Regions from separate parts of the Homo sapiens genome. Here region 2 is linked to region 1. Evidence: chromatin loops called from intact Hi-C (ENCODE). Cell type or tissue: endothelial cell of umbilical vein. All regions are shown on one strand.

Region 1 (8,000 bases):
AAAAAGAAAAAAATTAGGTTGGGCATGGTGGCTGTAATCCTTGCACTTTAGGAGGCTGAGGCGGGCAGATCACTTGAGATCAGGAGTTAGAGACCAGCCTGGCCAACATGGTGAAACCCCGTCTCTACTGAAAATACAAAAATTAGCTGGGCTGGTGGCACATGCCTATAGTTCCAGCTACTCGGGAGGCTGAGGCAGGAGAACTGCTTGAACTCAGCAGGCAGAGGTTACAGAGAGCCAAGATCACGCCACTGCACTCCAGCCTGGGTGACAGAGTGAGATTCCATCTCAAAAAGAAAAAAAAAAGTAAAGAAAAGAAAGAAAAATATATCTACACATCAAATATGATTTCACCAATACTGCCACTTAGGACAAGAGCCATGATTGACGGTGCTGTAACAATCTTCTTTATGCTGCCTGGGTGACTCACAGGTGCCATGCTCAGGCATGCCAGTAAGTGTCACCATGCTTCAGAACTAAACCTTCTGCCTACTTGTTTGACTTCAAAGATAGTAGAGATGATAAAGAGTGTTGGTATGGACTTGGGGATTTATTTTACTTTTCTTTTTTTTTTTAATTTTAGAGATGGGGTCTTGTTATGTTGTCCAGGCTGGACTCAAACTCCTGGGTTCAAGATCCCCCTGCCTCAGCCTCTCAGCCTCCTGAGTAGCTGGGATTACAGGCACATGCCACCACATCCTGCTTGGATTCTTAAACTGGAAATTTCCATGTGTGTTAATGCATCCTTTCAAGCACTACATTGCAACCTCTCTTCTGGCCACAGCACGCAGATGGAAAGATACTTTTCACTGACAAATGTGGGACATTCTGGGTGTGGAAGAGCCGTAGAACTATCCCAGGCTGAAGAGGAAGGAGAGGGAGTGGCACAGTGTCCTAACCACACTCCTCTGGGGCAGGCCTGGGCTTTCCCACCCTTGGAACAGCTTGAGCCCCTGAAGCCAGCTGGGAGTTAAAAAACATGTCACTGACTAAGAGGCCTCTCTGTAGGGTTATTTCCTGCCCCTTCCGCAAAAATTGATAGCCAGTTTTTCTGCTAGTTCCTCCAGGAGGGAAGGGGAGAATCAGAGCCAACTGTGCTGTATTATTTACCAATTCCTATTTAGTAACATAGGAATCTAGACAGAAAAAAATGAGAGAGAAGAGAGACAAGAAAATGAGGCAAGGACAGAGGAAAAGGAAAGGAGTGGTGACATGTGGAAGGCCTTGGGGAAAAGCAAAGAAAACACTGGGCCCCGGAAGATATTTTATTTCATTTTATTTTTATTTTGAGATAAGGTCTTACTCTGTCATCCAGGCTGGAGTGCAGTGGTGCAATCACGGTTCACTGCAGGCTCCATCTCCTGGGTTCAAGTGATCCTCCCACCTCAGCCTCCCAAGTAGCTGGCACTACATGTGCATGACACCATGCCCGGCTAATTTTTGAACTGTTTTGTAGAGATATGATTTCGCCATGTTGCCCAGGCTGGTCTCAAACCCCTGGGCTCAAGTGATCTGCCAGCCTCAGCCTTCCAAAGTGCTGAGATTACAGGTATGAGTCACCGCACCCAGCTGAGACATTTTAAAGCTGGAAACTCTGTAGTAAACAATCTTTTTTTTTTTTTTTGAGATGGAGTCTTGCTCTGTCACCCAGGCTGGAGTGCAGCGGCACAATCTCGGCTCACTGCAACCTCCGCCCCCTGGGTTCAAGCAATTCTCTTGCCTCAGCCTCCCAAGGAGCTGGGATTACAGGCATGAGCTACCACACTTGGCTAATTTTTGTATTTTGAGTAGAGACAGGGCTTCGCCATGTTGGCCAGGCTGGTCTCGAATTCCTGACCTCAAGTGATCCGCCTGCCTCAGCCTCCTGAAGTGCTGGGATTACAGGTGTGAACCACCACACCTGGGCAATATTTTTTTCCTTTTTTCTTTCCCAGACAGATGGATATCTGCTTTAGACTGGGAAGGGAGATAGACTCCTTTGTGATCAATAAATGGGTTTTTAGTTGTTACTGTGTCTGGAAATTGTATCCAAATGACAGACATCTTTTCTCCTCTGAGTATATTTGACATAATGATGGGTTATGTTAATTTATTTAAAGAATATGTGAAAAGGGGGGCAAAATCCTTTGAAATTGAGTGTGTTACTCAAGAGGACGTGCAGTTGTTTGAATTTGGCGTTGAACAGACTTGCTGGTAATGCAAAACTTATATATGTAGCTGCTTAACAGTCATTCAATTTTAGGATATAACAAGAAAAAAGGGAAAGAGGACCCCAGATCAGCTCATAGGCTGCAATGAAAGATTTACTCTCTGTTTCCTGCAACTGTAAGCAGAAGTAATTTACATTATTTAGGAGATGGGACTAGGGGAGGGGATGGAGGAAGAAACTATCTGGAAATTCTCAAAGGACTTAAAGCATAGTTCTTTCTCCTGATCCTTGTGTTACAATAAGGAGCTACAAACACAGGTTGTACACTTAGTATGAGTTCTGTAACACATTGGCTAAGAAGGGAGCCAGAGAGCCTGATATAGGTTCGAATCCTGACTCCCACCACTTGCTATGTGATATTACACAAGTTTCTTTTATCTTCTCTAAGCCACAAATGGGGATACTTGCATCTACCTCACAGGGTTGTTGTGAAGGTTAAATGAGATAATGCTGGAAAGCTCTCATATCATGTCATACATAGTACTTATTCAATAAATAGTAAAAGACAAGCTTGACTGGACTGCATTGTGTTAATAGGGAAAGGTGGTGGGAGGGTCTACTAAGGGTTGTGTACAGGAGTGAGGCGGCCCTAGGAAAGGCTGACTTTTAGGAAATGAGATCTGTAGATGTCTGTTAAATAGGACTGCCTCATTATTTTGTCCTCATTTGAGAAATCTGAGGATTAGTGTCTACGATCTCTGAGCTCTGTTAGCTCTGAGATCTTAATACAACCAAAACTGAAAAGATCCAGGCTGTAAAATCAAAGAAGTTCTTTGCTTCTCATCCTATCTATAAAAGAAAGCCCTGGAGAGTTTAATCTTGAAGAGTAGCTGGCTTTTTGCGGCATGAGTGGAAAGCAAGATCAGGGCCCAGGGAGCACCAGAAGGGATGGTAGAGCGCCCTCTGGTGGCAGTCCTTGCCAGTGGCACAGAAGAATGCAAGCCCGCTGCCTTCTCTGTAAAAACTGGTCTTAAAGAAACCATCAGATTTAGGCCGATCACAGTCTAGGCGGAGGGAGCACAGTGGCTCACGCCTGTAATCCCAGTGCTTTGGAAGGCCAAGGTGTGAGGATCTCTTGAACTCAGGAGTTCAAGGCTGCAGTGAGCCATGACTGTACCACTGCCCTCCAGCCTGGGCTACACAGAGAACCCGTCTCTACAAAAAATAACAAAAATTAGGCCAGGTGCAGTGGCTCACGCCTGTAATCTCAGCACTTTGGGAGGCCGAGGAGGGTGGATCACCTGAGGTCAGGAGTCCAAGACCAGCCTGGCCAACATGGTGAAAACCCGTCTCTACTAAAAATGCAAAAATTAGCTGGGCGTGGTGGCACATGCCTGTAGTCCCAGCTACTTGGGAGGTTGAGGCAGGAGAATCACTTGAACCCGGGAGGCGGAGGTTGCAGTGAGCCGAGAATGTGCCATTCACTCCAGCCAGGGCAACAGAGCAAGACTCTAGTCTCAAAAAATAAAAATAAAAATGGCCGGGTGCGGTGGCTCACGTCTGTAATCCTAGCACTTTGGGAGGCCGAGGTGGGCAGATCACCTGAGGTCAGGAGTTCAAGATCAGCCTGGCCAACATGGCAAACCCCTGTCTCTACTAAAAATACAAAAAATAGCTGAAGATGGTGGCACATGCCTGTAATCCCAGCTACTTGGGAGGCTGAGGCAGGAGAATTGCTTGAACCCAAAAGACAGTGGTTGGAGTGAGCCGAGATTGAGCCACTGCACTCCAGCCTGGGTGGCAGAGCGAGACTCTGTCGAAAAAAAAAAAAAATTAGCTGGACATGGCGGCATGTGCCTGTAGTCCCAGCTACTTGGAAAGATGAAGCAGAAGATCTCTTGAGTCTGAGGCTGCAGTGAGCCATAATCACGCCAGTGCACAGCCTGAGGGACAGAGACACTCCCTGTCTCTATGAAAGAAGAAGAGGAGGAAGAGGAGGAGGACAAGGAAGAGGAGGAGATATCTGACCTATCTTGTTTGACTGTAGGTCAAGGAGAAGGAGGAGGAGAAGAAAGAGAGGAGGAGGAGGACATATCTGACCTCCCTTGTTTGACTGTAGGTCATAAGACCCTACCTTGTTTGACTATAGGTCATGAGTCCCTCTTTCCAGAGAGGGTACTGACCCACACACAGAAGGAAGAAATTCATGGTCAGAGAGCCCAGAAGAATCTGGAAAGATAGGCCTTGCTAGATTTCTTCACTCAGTGCATAGCATTAGCTGATACTTTTTTTGTCCAGTTGCATTTATTACCTAGCTGTACCTACTTTGTTGAACCTACACATAAAAGTGGACAATTTCCCCGGTATCTTTGGGCCTTCATTCTGAAGGCTCCTGTGTATACACGTTAAATAAATTGGTATGCTCACACAAAACAAAAAAAGAAAAAACAGGCCGGGCATGGTGGCTCATGCCTGTAATCCCAGCACTTTGGGAGGCCGAGGTGGGCAGATCACCTGAGGTCAGAAGTTCGAGACCAGCCTGACCAACATGGAAAAACCCCATTTCTACTAAAAAAAACCCACCAAAAATTAGCCAGGTATGGTGGCACATGCCTGTAATCCCAGCTACTCAAGAGGCTGAGGCAGGAGAATCACTTAAACCTGGGAGGCGGGTGTTGCGGTGAGCCGAGATCATGCCATTGCACTCCAGCCTGGGCAACAAGAGCGAAACCCCCTCTCAAAATAACAATAATAATTATAATAATAAAATAAAATAAAAATAAATTGGTATGGCTTTTCTCCAATTAATCTGCCTTTTGAGAGTTGATTTGGCCCCTGCATACTAAAGGCTTTATGTGCATGTTCTCATTTCAGCCTCTGGTGAAGGAGGCACTATTATTACCAATTTACTGAGAATAAGAGAGATTAGGTAATTTGTCCAAGGTCTGTGGGCAAATGAGCTGAATTTAGAACTAGACAGTGCTTTAAATCACTATGCTATGTTAGACAGAAGAGGAAAAGCCAAAAGGAAGTGAGGAAGGATATAACAGGAGAGTGACAGAACAAAAATTAGGATGTGCGAGCAATTAATTCTTTAAAAAACAGTAAAAGAAAGAAGCTGGGCAAAGATTAGAGCTGTGCAATCACTTAAGATTTTGCAAGGGCCAAGGGTGGTGGCTCATGCCTGTAATCTCAGCACTTTGGGAGGCTGAGGCAGGCAGATCACTTGAGCCCAGGAGTTCAAGACCAGCCTGGGTAACATGACGAAATCCTTTTTCTAAAAAAAGAAAAATTAGGCGGGCATGGTGGTGTGTGCTTATACTCACTCCCAGCTACTCGGGAGGCTTAGGCGGCAGGATTGCTTCGGCCCAGGAGATCGAGGCTGCAGTGAGCCACAGTGGTGCCACTGCACTCCAGCCTGGGTGACAGAGCAGGACACTGTCCTCCAAAAAAAGACTGTATAAGTGATCTCTACAGTGCACCGTCAAGCTCAGCCTAACTCACCAACGTTGGTTCCGCAGGACCCACGGTCACAGTTACTGTCTCTGGGTCATACCCAGGTGCTGTGGCACTAACAGTGTAGATACCTGGAAGCAGCAGCCGGAAGTAATCACCATGGTCACCTGAAAGTCACAAAGATATAACTCAGTCTACTGATTAAAAATCTGTCCCAAATAAGCTAGGGTTTTTATCTGACTACAAGGTTGGCTTTTCTTTTTTTTTGAGACGGGGTCTTGCTCTGTCACCCAGGCTGGAGTGAAGTGGTGTGATCTCAGCTCACTGCAACCTCTGCCTCTCAGGTTCAAGCAATTCTCCTGCCTCAGTCTCCCAAGTAGCTGGGATTACAGGTGCGTGCCACCATGCTCAGCTAATTTTTGTATTTTTAGTAGAGACGGGGTTTCATCATGTTGGCCAGGCTAATATCGAACCCCTGACCTCAGGTGATCTGCCCGCCTCAGCCTCCCAGTGCTGGGATTACAGGCGTGAGCCGCTGAGCCCGTTGGCTTTTTTTTTTTTTTGAGATGGAGTCTCACTCTGTCACTCTGTTGCCCAGGCTGGAATGCAGTGGTATGATCTCAGCTCACTGCAACCCCTACCTCCTGGGTTCAAGCAATTCTCCTGCCTCAGCCTCCCAAGTAGCTGGGATTAGAGGCGTGCACCACCACACCCAGCTAATTTTTATATTTTTAGTAGAGACGGGGTTTCACCATGTTGGCCAGGCTGGTCTCAAACTCCTGGCCTCAGGTGATTTGCCAGCCTTGGCCTCCCAAAGTGCTGGGATTACAGGCATGAGCCACCGAGCCCGGCCGTCTTTTCTTTTTCAAAATAAATAAACAGAGTCCGGTTCTCACTATGTTGCCCAGGCTGGTCTCAAACTCCTGGGCTCAAGTGATCCTTCCGCCTCAGCCTCCCAAAGTGCTGCGATTACAGGCATGAGCCACTGCCCCCAGCCTGGCTTTTCTTAATAGCATGAAACTAGTAAAGATTTAAATCATTTGTGGACTATCTTAATAGGAGTACGGCCTCAGCTCCTACGAAGCAGGAATTTTACTGTGCTCTACACTGAACATGTTAAATGTAATTCTAGACCCTGTAGTTTAATACAAACTCCCCTCCAGTAAAGGATCACTAGGAGAGAGGAAAGGTTGAAAGGTCTGTGAATGTTTTGCCTAATAAAGAAACTACATGAGACCACAGTTTTGATATTTGAAAGGCCACTGTGAAGAAATGATGTCTATCTAAAGAAATAAGAATGAGAAGTATGGGTTTAAGTTGCAGGGAGGCAGATTTTGCTAGACAGAAATAAAACCTACTGAGGCCAGGTGCGGTGGCTCATGCCTGTAATCCCAGCACTTTGGGAGGCCCAGGTGGGTGGATCACCTGAGGTCAGGAGTTTGAGACCAGCCTGGCCAACATGGTGAAACCCCCATCTCTACTAAAAATACGAAAATTAGCCAGGCGTGGTGGCACATGCTTGTAGTCTCAGCTACTTGGGAGGCTGAGGCAGGGTAATTGCTGGACCGTGAGAGGTGGAGGCTGCAGTGAGCCGAGATCGCGCCACTGCACTCCAGCCTTGGTGACAGAGCAAGATTCTGTCTCAAATAGAACAAACAAACAAACAAACAAACAAATCTGTTGAGAGAAACAGAGCTACAAAAAAAGGAATGGACTGCTTTATGCAATTGTGAGCACTCAAGCACAGACTAGATCAGAAGCCTGGAAAGGCCACGCAGATGTACAGTGCAAAACCTGTACCACTGAACATGGAGGCCCTGGGTTGGACAAAAAGCTGCCGGTGGTGTTATATGGGTGTAATCTTATATTCAATGGGAAGGCTGGACTACATGACCAGTAAAGATACGATTTTGAGAGTCCTATCTCTTTTTTTGAGATAGGGTCTCATTCTGTTGCCCAGGCTAGAGTGCAGTGGTGCTATCATAGCTCACTGCAACCTTGAACTCCCAGACTCAAGCAATTTTCCTGCCTCAGCCTTTTGAATAGCTGGGACTATAGACACACACCACTGTGACTGGTAAATTTTATTATTTTTATTTTTTGTAGAGATGGAGGTCTTGCTATGTTGACCAGCATGGTCTTGAACTCTTGACCTCAAGCAATTCTCCCAGCTCAGCCTCCCAAAGTGCTGGGATTACAGGCATATGCCATTGTGCCCAGTGAGAATCTTATTTTTAATATTTCTTCTATTGGGCTGGTTGCAGTGGCTCATACCACTGCACTCCAGCCTGGGCGACAGAGCGAGACTCTGCCTCAAAAAACAAAAAAATTTCTTTTATCATCTTCAAAAGTATGGCAAGGGAAAAATAAAATTCAAAAGAAGCCTGTTTTTCTA
Region 2 (8,000 bases), 82 kb before region 1:
TACTGCAGCCTTGACCACCCGGGCTCAACTGATTGTCCCACCTCAGCCTCCTAAGTAGCTGAGACTACAGGCATGCGCCACCATACCTAATTTTTATTTTGACAGGGTCTCACTATGTTGCCCAGGCTGGTCTCGAACTCCTGGACTCAAGTGATCCACCCGCCTGAGTCTCCCACAGTGCTGGGATTTCAGGTATGAGCCACTGTGCCCGGCCTCTTCCTTCTACTAATTGCTCTATGCTACGACCCTGGTCCAATTCCCACCATCTCACCCTTTGAAATCTTGTCCCCACGCATTATTTCTTCAAGTCTACCAATTGATTCATGACAAATCAAGATTACAAATGCACCAGTTTTACCATCTCCCTCCCCGGGCCAAACTTTTACCATGAAGCACAAGGAGCCTACTGCTAATGGCTTCTTCCTCAGTAATCCTATTCTTATTACCCAAAATATATAAAAAATAAATTTGCTCTGGACACTCTCTGTAGAGGTTTACTGAGCTACCAAAAGACTTATGCTTTCACCCCAAAGCAAACTTACATTCATGATTATCCAGTCACAACTTTCCCCTTCTCCAACTATCCAATATTATCTCACCTATGATATGAGACCCTATTCCACACAAGGAGGTTTTTATTGTTATGAAGCCGCATCATTATTAACCCCAAAGCCTTACTCCAGTTACACTGTCTCTCCATCTGAAACCTAGGCTTGCTTCTCTAAAAAACCTTAGAAGCTCACATTCATCTTGGCTGTCTATAGCCTAGAAAAGAAATTATTGTCTATATCATGAATTCTGACACTTGTATTTTTATATACTATACAGCACCTAACATAAGATTTTACACTTAGAGAGAGTTGCCCAAAATATTTTCACAAATTTGATATTATTTGGTTTCAGTGTTCCCCAAAAATAGGGTCTTGGTCCTGTATTTCTACATTCCTTTAACTTATGATTCCCTATCCCTTGGTCAGAAGTTGGGGTCCTAAAAAATCACAAGGCTGGGCGCAGTGGCTCACGCCTGTAATCCCAGCACTTTGGGACGCCGAGGCAGGGGGATCACGAGGTCAGGAGATTGAGACCATCCTGGCTAACACGGTGAAACCCTGTCTCTACTAAAATTACAAAACGTTAGCCGGGTGTGGTGGCGGGCGCCTGTAGTCCCAGCTACCAGGGAGGCTGAGGCAGGAGAACGGTGTGAACCTGGGAGGCGGAGCTTGCAGTGAGCCGAGATTGTGCCACTGCACTCCAGCCTGGGCGATAGAGCGAGACTCCGTCTCAAAAAAAAAAACAAACAAAAAACCACAAGTAATTTTTCCCCCTCTGGCCCTAAGGCCATCCATCGAGAACACAGAGGGAATGCACTGGTGACTGACTGCTGTTCAGACACAATGGGCCTCTTGGTGAAGGGGAAGAATAAAAGCGTGCCATAACTCCCACTCTGCTGGCTTTGAAATCAACTGGCTTTCTTAAAGCTGTAGAATTATGCTATTTTCCTTGTTTTGTCAGATCCCCCTGAACCCATATAATAAGGCTTGTTTTCCTATCTATTTTCAACAGGATAACTGTTTTGATAAGCTTTATTACCTGATGGACTGCTATTTTATTGGTTATTTCTACACAGTAAAGGTGAATCTTGAAAAACATACACAATTTAGAACCTGGAAAGTACTTTAGAGATTATTTAGTTCAATACCCTTTTTATTTTAAAATTCATTTGATTATTATTATTTTTTGAGACAGGGTCTCAGTCTGTTACCCAGGCTGGAGGGCAGTGGCTCAATCACTGCTCATTGTAGCCTTGACCTCCCAGGCTCAAGCAATCCTCCTGCCTCAGCCTCCTGAGTAGCTGGGACTACAGGTGTGTGCCACTGTGCCCAGCTAATTTTTTTTTTTGTTATTGTGGAGATGGGGTCTCATTTGTTGCCCAAGCTGGCCTCAAACTCCTGGGCTCAAGTGATCCTCCCACCTAGGCCTCCTAAACTGCTGAGATTAAAGGTGTGGGTCACCATATTCTGCCTCAATGCCCCTGTTTTATAGCCCTGTTACTGAACCGTAAGTCTCTGTTTTTCATCAGAAAGAGTCATACAAGCTATTCCCCTGGGGTCCTAGGTGATTCCTTAGGAACGGATCACTTTTTCCATTAGATTGGTATCTCCAGAATAACTAGTGGTCATTCCCAGACTTCTGAAATGCCAATATGAGGAACTCCTGCACGAGCAAGACCAGATTTTGAGAACAGAAAAATAGGAAGTGTGGTGACCCTTAGGGTCAGCCTGAGCCTTTGACTCATGCACAATTAATCCCAGCCACACTGCTTGTTTCCTCTGGTTGGATTTTTTATTTGAACAGGAAATGCATTAGGAATAAAATGGTAAAAAGGAGTGCAGGTCTTCTTAGAATCGGATATGAGCAGTCTGACTGCAGTCCTGGGTTCCTCACGGACTCCTTTTGGGCTGTCTCTAAATGCCAGGGGAACTATGTGCTTTATGCAGCCTGACCACGTAGAGTATTTTATTCAGGTTTCCATACGAGCCATGTCAGAACTTCTTTCCTGAGAGTTCACATTCATGGCATCACAAATTTATAACACATGTGCTTTGACTGATGAATACCACTGGTCAATTTATTTTTTATTGGCCTGTTGTTTGAGGGGGCAGGTTATAGGCAAGGGATGAGGATTCTGTCTTACGTGAGGCAATTATTAGTGATATTTTATCACTTGTCATAATATGCACTAACTTGTTTCTCTCCTCTCTGTCTTTTCCTTGTCCTATTCTCTCTCTTTTTTTTTTTTTTTTTTTTTTTTGGAGACAGAGACTTGCTCTGTCGCCCAGGCTGCAGTGCAGTGGTGCGATCTCGGCTCGCTGCAACCTCTGCTTTCCGGGTTCGAGCAATTTCTCCTGCCTCAGCCTCCCGAGGAGCTGGGATTACAGGTGCCTGCCACCATGCTGGTAGTGATGGGGTTTCACCATCTTGGCCAGGTTGATCTCAAACTCCTGACCTCGTGATCCACCCGCCTCAGCCTCCCAAAGTGCTGGGATTACAGGCGTGAGCCACTGCGCCCAGCCTCCTTGCACTAATCTCTTATTTTGGCTTTGTTCTTTACTCCCCTCCACCCCCCACCTTTCTTTTCTCCTGTTTTTGTTTTTTTTTTAGGATAGTCAGGGGCACTGGCCACCTGTTTTGATTCTTCTTCTAAGAGACAGACTTGTTTCTCAGTTTAAATATAACTCGAGGCCAGGCGTGGTGGCTCATGCCTGTAATCCCAGCACTTTGGCAGGTCGAGGCAGGCGGATTGCTTGAAGTCAGGAGTTCGAGACCAGCTTGGCCAAAATGGTGAAACCCTGTCTCTACTAAAAATACAAAAATTAGTTGGGTGTGGTGGCACACACCTGTAATCCCAGCTATTCGGGAGGCTAAGGCATGAATATCACTTGAACCAACGAGGCGGAAGTGGCAGTGAGCAGAAATTGCGCCACTGCACTCCCGCCTGGGCGACAGTGTGAGACTCCAGCCCAAGGAAAAAAAAAAAATATATATATATATATATATTTTAACTCAAAACAGTAGGAATAGTCCAAAACAATTACATAGCTTCAGGAAAAGGAAGAAGGGTGACATCTGCTGGAACAAAGATCAGTGGTTCTGATTTCACATAGAATCTCTCTGAGAACAGACACACAAAACTTCACAGACTTATCCCAGAAACAAGATACCCAAAGCACATCAATGAAGCCCAGGCGCCCAGGTTAAGACTAATAAGAATAGCTAGCATTTACTGAGCGCTTACCTACTACCACATGCTTTCCATGTACAACCTCATCTAATCCTCACAATCACCCTGAGGTAGGTATTATATTATTATCCTCATTTTGTAGATAAGAAAACTGAGGCTGAGAGACTTAAGTAACTAGTCCAAGGTCACAGCTATTAAGTGGTGGACTTGGATTTAAACTTAGGCCTGTCAGAATTCTTATCCCCTAAGCTATACTGCCTGCTCTAAATACATATAGACATCTATAAATTACACATATATTTTTTCTCTTATTAATCCTAATGATACTTCTTAAAGGTAAGTAAGTAACAGTGAACTAAAAAGGCACGTGGTAAAACACAACAGATCTCAAACATTATCTCACATACTTTTTTTTTTTTTTTTTTGAGATGGAGTTTCGCTCTTGTTGCCCAGGCTGGACTGCAGTGGCGCAATCTTGGCTCTCTGCAACCTCCACCTCCCGGGTTCAAGCAATTCTCCTGCCTCAGCCTCCCAAGTAGCTGCAATTACAGGTATGCACCATCATGCCCAGCTAATTTTGTATTTTTAGTAAAGATGGGGTTTCACCATGTTGGCCAGGCTGGTCTCGAACTCCTTACCTCAGGTGATCCACCCGCCTAGGCCTCCCAAAGTGCTGGGATTACAGGCTTGAGCTACCATGCCTGGCCCCACATACTCTTAAGGTTTCCAAATCCCCTCCTGACCTATTCCATCATCAACATTTCATTTACAGACACACTGATCTAATGGAAAAAGTGATTTTCAGTCTAGGAAGTTGAAGCGCCATCCCAAGCACTAGACTTAAAAAACAGGAAACCTAGATGCAAGTCTGATAAACTTGCATATCTGGCATAAAACAATACTTTCATTTTTTAGTGATTTTGTTTCCCACCAGTAAATACCTGTTGATGTGACTTGTCACGTATACAAAAAGAGAAATTAAAATCATTTGTGCACAAGCTAAGTTTCCCAGAAAAAGGCAAATTGCATAGGTATAACTAACTTCTCCATCCTCCAAGCCTTGTGTTTCCAAATTAAAAGACAGAGCTAAAAAAAAAACGTGAAAGGCATAGAAGGAAAGCTGACTGGTCAGTGTGTTTACTGGCAGTAGATTATCACAGAGAGGAGAACAAGATAAAACCATGGATAATTAGTACATCTCATTCTAGTCTCTCTTTCCCAGTGTATCCCCCTGCCCACATCCTCTTCCTTTGGATTCCACTTACATCTTTAAGCTTATTAGGCTTAACTGGTTAAAAGGTAGTCAAGATAAAATCTAGATTCCAGGTCCTGGCCTGACCTTGAGTCAGTCTTCAGACAGGTGACTCACGATGCCAGATTCTTTCTGAGAATCTCTCGGATGGCATGCTTCCTAAGAAAAGTTCATGCTACCCACATCCTCTGAACAGCTCAGCGGAAGCCACTGTACTCTTGTCCTTTCTCCATTCCATCAGATATGGACTACAGACTCCACTGGGAGAGCTATGAGTAAGGACAGATAAGGTCCCTGCTATAATCTCTTAATCTATTTCTGTCTACCTTCCCAACACTGATTAACAAGAAAGCATAGAGCTGAAGTAGAGACTGAGTATAAAGTGAAGTGTAAGAAACTCTCAAAACAACAGAGCGTGGTGGCGTTTTCTCTCGTTAATACGTTTTGTTTTTTTTTTGAAACAAGGTCTTGTTCTGTTGCCCAAGCTGGAGTGTAGTGGCGTAAACACAGCTCACTGCAGCCTCAACCTCCTGGGCTCAGGCTCCTGCCTCAGTTTCCTGAGTAGCTGGGACCACAGGCATATACCACTGGTATGCACCACCATGCCTGGCTAATTTAATTTTTTTTTTTTTTTTTGTAGAGACAGCGTCCTGCCATGTTGCCCAGGCTGATCTCAAACTCTTGGGCTCAAGGGATACTCTTGCCTTTGGCCTCCCAAAATGCTAGGATTACAGGCATGAGCCACTATACCCAGCCTCTTATCAATCCTAATGATACTTCTTAAAGTTAAGTAAGGTCTGTAATCCCAGCTACTCGGGAGACTGAGGTGGTAGCATCACTTGAGGCTAGGAGTTTCAGACCAGCCTGGGCAACAACGTGAGACCCTGTGTCTTAAAAAATAAAATAAAATTTGTATAATAAAAAATAAATAATCGCAGCACTTTGGGAGGCCAAGGTGGGCAGATCACAAGATCAGGAGTTCAAGACCAGCCTGACCAAGATGGTGAAACCCCATCTCTACTAAAAATACAAAAATTAGCTGGGTGTGGTGGCAGGTGCCTGTAGTCCCAGCTACTCAGGAGGCTGAGGAAGGAGAATCGCTTGAACCTGGGAGGCGGAGGTTGCAGTGAGCCGAGATCATGCCACTGCACTCCAGCCTCGACAGAATGAGACTCCGTCTCAAAAAACAAACAAATAAATAAATAAACAAAATAAAACAAAATCTAAAAATAAAGAAATTCTCAAAATAGATTTTGAGGATTAAGGTCAAAATCCATTATTCCATTCTTATCACTAAGGGTTAGAGAAGTTTGATAGGTTTTTCTGGGTGTGTGTGTGTGTGTGTGTGTGTGTGTGTGGGTATGTGTGTACATGATTTAAGAAATGAAGCCTGTCCCTTTTGTGCCATATGCCAAAGAGCAAGTAATGATATTAATAACACACCTAATAAGTTCTACTGTTTTGATGACTGAGTCATCACAAAATTGGATTGATCAGAAGCTTCTGTCTTTTAGACACTACTGGTTTCTCTGTTTATGCAGAATGGACTTAAGGATACTTGTTGAAATGGTTTATAGTTTGTTCATCTAATCAGAGTGCAAGAAGGGAGAAATACTTGGAAAATCACTGAGAGATAGCTATGACTACCTGTTTTAATTTATATTTATATATTTATGTATTATTTATTTGAGACAGGGTCTCGCTCTGTCACCCAGGCTGGAGTGCAGTGATGTGATCATAGCTCACTGACGCTTCCAACTCAAGCGATCCTCTTGCTGCAGCCTCCTGAGTTGTTAGGACTATAGGTGCATACCACCATGCCTGGCTAAGTATGACTATCTGTTTTAAATCACTTCCTTTTAAACTGGCTCTGATAAGACAGTAGTAAAATGCGGATGTTTTGCACCTATCTCTTAATTTCCACATCAAAATTCCTGCTCTACTATTATACATTAATAAATGGTAATATTGTTAGCAAAGCCGTACCCAGTTATTTTTTTCTCCCTCCGCCCACGCCCCGTATCAGTTTTTAAAAGAAAAAAAGAGAAATAAAGCCTGAAGTTGGTCAGGCGCAGTGACTCATGCCTGTAATCCCAGCACTTTGGGAGGCCGAGGCAGGCAGATTGTTTGAGCCTAGGAGTTCGAGACCAGCCTGGGCAATATGGCAAAACCCCATCTCTACCAAAAATACTAAAAATTAGCCCAGCGTGGTAGCACGTGCCTGCGGTCCCAGCTACTCATGAAGCTGAGGTGGGAGGACTGCTTGAGCCTGGGAGGCAGAGGTTGCAGTGAGCTGAGATCGCACCACTGAACTCCAGCCTGGGCAACAGAGTGAGACTACTGTCTCAAAAAAAAAAAAAAAAAGAGAGAGAGAGCATGAGCCTGAAGTGTGGCTATAGCATGGGGGCATTGGAAAGATAACACTGGACTTAGAATATGATCAGTTCATATTCTGAGGCCAAGACTTCCCACCTTCGGCCAACAGTCTTTGAATTTTGCTCTCATTATTTATAAAATACAGTTAATAATCCCCACTTTCCTACCTCCCAGGTCTGTGCTGAGGATCAAATGAGAATATATTTGTGAGAAAATACCTTGGAAATTTTAAAATGGTACTAAACTATAAGGCATCATTACGTCCACGCTATTTGGTATTGCCGAGGACTCTCTAGAGGTTAAGCCACTTCACAAATTCAAAAAGGATCTGGTTGTCGAAACGGGCAGACTCCAAAAATCTAATTTCAAATAGTCTACTATTTGATGAGCAGCTTACCTCGATGGAGGGGAAGATTATCCAACTCTTGGGATGTGAATTCACAAATGCACACAAACAGCCTCTCTCCCTCTTTTAGACTGGGAATGGTCACAATTTCCACAAAACTGCTGGGGAATTGTCCTGAAAATAAAAGCAAACATATTAAATTTTAATACTGAGATTTCTTTTCCCGTCTGTGTACAAGGACAAAAACTTTTCTTCTGAGTCCATGTATAGACCGTAACTTGAAA

What was found. Peaks named below come from ENCODE experiments on the same cell type or tissue, not always from the same donor. Only the 100,000 strongest peaks of a DNase experiment are listed, where the experiment ranks them.
Region 2: it touches region 1 in a loop (8-fold over the local background); 36 of 110 quality-filtered maps call a loop at or near these places.

The regions. Positions count from the first base shown.
Region 1 is chr10:100,043,105-100,051,104 of GRCh38, forward strand. CPN1 (carboxypeptidase N subunit 1) reads right to left here. Exons shown (of 9, transcript NM_001308.3): 8 at 5,654-5,772. Among named protein-coding and RNA genes, the nearest start is that of CPN1, 35 kb to the right of the region's middle. RefSeq lists an enhancer at 1,252-2,078. In endothelial cell of umbilical vein, a CTCF peak has its summit at 3,122 (motif pointing left); DNase peaks (open chromatin) are centred at 857, 1,557 and 3,097; H3K27ac peaks cover 849 bases.
Region 2 is chr10:99,961,348-99,969,347 of GRCh38, forward strand. It overlaps DNMBP (dynamin binding protein), which reads right to left. Exons shown (of 17, transcript NM_015221.4): 3 at 7,768-7,890. Among named protein-coding and RNA genes, the nearest start is that of DNMBP-AS1, 38 kb to the left of the region's middle. In endothelial cell of umbilical vein, no CTCF peak of the experiment used is centred here; DNase peaks (open chromatin) are centred at 2,624, 3,664, 4,574 and 5,174; H3K27ac peaks cover 6,359 bases.